Regions from separate parts of the Homo sapiens genome. Here region 1 is linked to region 2. A link is an interaction called in ENCODE POLR2A ChIA-PET data of the cell type or tissue named here. Cell type or tissue: GM12878. All regions are shown on one strand.

Region 1 (2,500 bases), 100 kb before region 2:
CTTCTACTTGTAAAGCAGGGGTTGGCAAATTGCAATCCAACAAATAAATAATGTTTTCTTAGAACACAGCTGTACTCATCTGTTTACAAATGGTCTATGGCTGCCTTTGTGCTACAAGGGCAGAACTAAATAGTTGTGAGATACCAAATGGACTCCAAAACCTAAAATATATATTTGGCTTTTTACAGAAAAAGCTAGTTGAACTCTGCTGAAAGTTATAAACTGAATTTGCCTCATGGTAAGTATTATACATAAAGAAATTCCTGCCTGTTTTTTCTTGATGGAAGAAAGAGGCAGGACCCAGACTAGAAAGTATGAGAGTCCTAGCTAGGTAACTGAAGAAACAATTTCAATTAAGGAGAGGAAGTAGAAGCTAGGCCATCATGATTTTTTGCTATATAGTCATGCAGGGCCACAGGTTAGTGGAAACTGCTTTTGAAAAGTATAATATATGCCAACATTGCTACTAATAACTTTTAAATATTTTAACAAGGTAATAACTTTTCTAAATTCTTTTTAATATAGCTTCATTCAAAGAATATTCATCAATCATGGTAAAGATTTTGGCAATAATTTTTTTCCCAAATAATGAAGCCAAATTCAAGCTTTTCTTATTCTCTCATGTCCCTCACCAACTGCTTGACCTCCCAAAACATATATATCCAAGCCCACATACACCTATATGTACAAGCATATGTTCAGTGTAAACGTCAGGGAAGAAGTGAATGAAAGCTCATAAAGAGATAAATAACCTTGCTGAGCTTCTCTCAAATGTATGCATAGGGCTTTTTTTTTTTTTTTTGGAAAAACATTTAACATTTTCAATTTATTCAACACCAATATAGAATGAAATAAGTTTTCAAGTACTATGTATTAAAAATAAAGCTACTCCTCATGCCCTCCATAATTGGAAAACTAAGATTATCACACATGGGCTAATACATGAAAAAAATACAGTTTTAACATTAGAAAGTTTTTAAACGGGGATACAATTGTTTAAAATATTTACTTTTCATGGTATTATGAACACTTAGAAATCCAAAAACTCCAATGGCCGGAATCATAATATGCAAATCATAAAGCAGCCTAATTTGAAATGTTTTTCTAGTCATTTCAAGCCATAGTCTGATTTTCTATGATTAGCACTGACAGTGTTTTATTTTTACACACTTTAAAATGTTAAAGTCTAAGGGACAGAAATATAAAAAACAAAGAATTTAAAAGCAGAATAAAATAGCAGAGATAGTTTTCTAAACTGCTAATCATTGTTTTAAATCAAAAATATGGCTTGATCAAAGGAAACTTCTCAATTTTCTATAAATGCCAAACAAAATAAAACTGTCCCACTGTACCCCAACCCCTCAAAACAACACAAAGCAAGCTGAATGATAAAAGCCTATTTCTAAAGCTCATATCTTGCCTGCAAGACTGGGAGGGCTATGAGAACTGATGGCTGAAAGAGCTTTGGAAAAGCCCACACATTCCATGGAGAATACCACTACCTGGTGGGGGCTAGGCATAGCAAAGTGCCTTCCTGCCAAAGAAAGAAGAAAGAATCCGTATTTGGGATAGAACAAAAACCAATATTACAGTGTGTTTCAAAACAAATGAAAGTTTCAGTAGTAAAATATTTAATAAATTTACATAAGATCGTTCTAATTATTGGTACAGGAATATCTTAAAGATTAAAAACTGCACCAGAAACTTTAATACTGCATTTTCACTGTATGACTATTTGTTTATGCTTTTCGCAAATGGTCTCTAACCAGAACTTTCTATAACTAAATTAAAATGTAATTACGTTTGAGAATGATATCACTCAGATAAATAAAGCTTCAGTCCTAAAAAAATTTTTTAAACTCACCAGGTAAAGTTTTTGAATGTGTCTGTTCTTTGCTAGGAACATGTGCACCTCCACCAAACACAGCAGACCACATTTTCTCATTTAGAGGATGGGCCACAATCCGAAATAGCTCATTACTTGAATGTGTGGCCAGGCCATGGATGAAGAGACTAAGATACACTGCTGTGAGAATCTCACAGAGCAAGACTGTAAGCCCTGACTGGGCTTCCTCGCCAGAAGAATTCAAAAGTCGAATTAGACAAGTTATTCCTAGAACGACAAACAAACATAGCTGTCACTGACTATAAATTTTTAAAATTTTAAAAATTAACTATATTTTTCTAATTTCAGGAAAAAATGTATTGCATCAGGAGTTAATACTGTATTTTCTTCCCTAGATTCACAGACTAGTAGCGGTTATTATAGTTAAGCACAAATGAGTTACTTGAGAGAAACATTAAAAATCTTTAATATTAAACATTAAAATCTTTCATGACTAAGATGTCATAGATAAATTTTCATAGACGGGTTTTTCTAGTATGTCAAAAGCAAAATGATTTAAAAAACGGTATTACAAAACATTTGAGTTATATTAGTATAATGATCAAGGGAATACTAATGTTAAGTAACTGTAATTCAGAATGAGTGGTGAATACT
Region 2 (2,500 bases):
TCCCATAGCTAAGATGTTTAAGTTCCAAATCAGAGACAGTTAGTCTTATATATTGGTACAATCTTTCTGTCTCTTGGAAATTATCTCCCTTTCCATATCATTCAAATCACAGTTTCAACCCTAAGTATAGATAAACCACAAAAGAAAAAGAAAAAAAAAGTATCATATCAATAGTATGCATAAAAGTAGAATCTATAAATGTAGATTCTAATTAACTAGTCTTCTTTTTAACTTGTTGCCTTTTATAAACAGAATACATTTAATTCTAAAAGCAAAAATTGCAGGGTGGACATGGCAGCTCACGTCTGTAATCCCAGCAGCCTGGGAGGCCAAGGCGGGAGGATCACTTGAGCCCAGGAGTTAGACATCAGCCTGGGCAACATAAGGAGACCCCAGCCTCCATTTTTTTTTGTTTTTTTTTTAAAAAAGACCAGATTTCTCACATACTAAGATCAGTAGGAAATTAACAAGGAAAAAGGCATGAAGGAAGCATTCCAGTAAATAAGGAAAAAATAAATAATTTTTGCTTAGCATACCTAAAGTCTCCCCTAGTTGCTCACTTGTTGATGATAAAATGCCTAACAACTGACTTTGAAAAAGAAACTAACAGGCAGGGCGCGGTGGCTCACGCCTGTAATCCCAGTACGTGGGGAGGCCGAGGTGGGCGGATCATTTGAGGTGAGGAGTTCAAGACCAGCCTGGCCAACATGATGAAACCCGTCTCTACTAAAAACACAAAAATTAGCTGGGCGTGGTGGTGTGCGCCTGTAATCCCAGCTGCTTGGGAGGCAGAGGCACGAGAACAGCTTGAACCCGGGAGGCGGAGGTTGCAGTGAGCTGAGATCACACCACTGCACTCTAGCCTGGGTGATAGAGTGATACTCAGTCTCCAAAAAAAAAAAAAAAGAAAAAAAAAGAAACTAACAGGAATATTTTATTTGGACTCAAATCTAAATGATTAAAGCTATTTTTAAATGTAGCAATTAATATTTATATTACTATAAGGTTTCTCTATCCATTTTTCATTAATTCAACCACGATTTATGAAGTACTTTCTATTGTTAGGCATTACAATAAATATAACCTTAATTTTATGAAAACTGACATTTTTGAGAGTTTTACATGTGCTAAACCATGGACTTACAGCTTAGCACTTTTTCATGTAGCAACTCTATGAATAATACTCTTTTAGTCCCATTTTACAGAAGAGAAAAAAAGAAATTCCAAGAGTATAACTTGCTAATGGATAAACAGCTAATTAAAAGGGACCACATTGGAAATCAACTCCAAGTAATGACCTTACTGTTAGGTTTAAACACTCTTTCAATCACTGTTCTAGGTGCTCACAATGAAGCGTGGGAAGTCATACACATACAATCCACAAGGCAAGACTGGTTAATGATAGAATAAAGATGCAAAGAAAGTGCTCTGAAAGCACAGGAGAGATGGTCATTGCCCACAAGAGGTTTTCTTACTAAGAGCAAAGTCAAAACAGCTTGATGCCTGATGAGGTAGTAAAAAAGTATCTAATACTTAAATAGACTAATCTGCGTTGGTAATTTCATATTTTCAAATCTAGAAAATAGGAGAAGTGGCATTCAGTTTCATTTCCATTTAAAACCTGTCAGGCTTTATGAGTAAAACAAGATCTCACATCTTGTAATCTTTCAAACCAAGAACACGTAAGTTATCTGCAAACATGCAAAGGGAGGAATTACAAAAGCAGGACTGTCCTAAAAGAAAACACAAAGTACCAAAAGGAATAAAAGAATTTTTCAAGGGGAACTGCAAGAGGAAGATGTCATGCTCCACTTCAAGTAAAATGCAACTGAGGGATATTTTAGTCTTCACATACCATCTACCATTAATGTTTACTATTTTCCTATCAAAGAAAAGTCAAAATCAAAAAAGGTTAAAAACAACACTCAAGGCTGGGTGCAGTGGCTCCCGCCTGTAATCCCAGCACTTTGGGAGGCCAAGACTGGTGGATCACCTGAGGTCAGGAGCTCCAGACCAGCCTGACCAACATGGTGAAACCCCACCTCTACTAAAAAATACAAAATTAGCAGGGCATGGTGGCACATGCCTGTAATCCCAGCTTCTCAGGAGGCTGAGGCAGGAGAATCTCTTGAACACAGGAGGCGGAAGTTGCAGTGAGCTAAGATCGCGCCATTGCACTCCAGCCTGGGCAACGACAGCGAAACTCCGTCTCAAAAAAAAAAAACAACACAAAACAACTCAAGAAGTAAACAATAGATTCTGCCTTTTAACATGAGAGAAGAAAAAAGGGCGATTTCAAGAGAGAAAAATTTAAGGTGTATATAAGTGTCCAGGATAATGAGCGTAAGCAACTTAAAGAGTCAAGGATGAACAGGCTGCAAAGGAAAACCATGACTGTTAAATCCTTAAAATTCCATCAAAACTAAAGAGAGCTGAACTCTCTTTATACTTAAAAATTTATTTTTAGTTTATTTACTGAATGCTTCCAGAGACCTGGAAG

Evidence for each region. Peaks named below come from ENCODE experiments on the same cell type or tissue, not always from the same donor. Only the 100,000 strongest peaks of a DNase experiment are listed, where the experiment ranks them.
Region 1: POLR2A ChIA-PET joins it to region 2 with 11 read pairs; 4 of 35 experiments call an interaction of 5 or more read pairs at or near these places.

What each region holds. Positions count from the first base shown.
Region 1 is chr5:119,177,609-119,180,108 of GRCh38, reverse strand. DMXL1 (Dmx like 1) reads right to left here. Exons shown (of 44, transcript NM_001290321.3): 28 at 1,865-2,113. Among named protein-coding and RNA genes, the nearest start is that of MIR5706, 24 kb to the right of the region's middle. In GM12878, no CTCF peak of the experiment used is centred here; no DNase peak of the experiment used is centred here.
Region 2 is chr5:119,073,648-119,076,147 of GRCh38, reverse strand. All of the region lies in intron 1 of DMXL1 (Dmx like 1), which reads right to left. Among named protein-coding and RNA genes, the nearest start is that of DMXL1, 3.8 kb to the right of the region's middle. In GM12878, no CTCF peak of the experiment used is centred here; a DNase peak (open chromatin) is centred at 1,427; H3K4me3 peaks cover 2,500 bases; H3K27ac peaks cover 2,500 bases.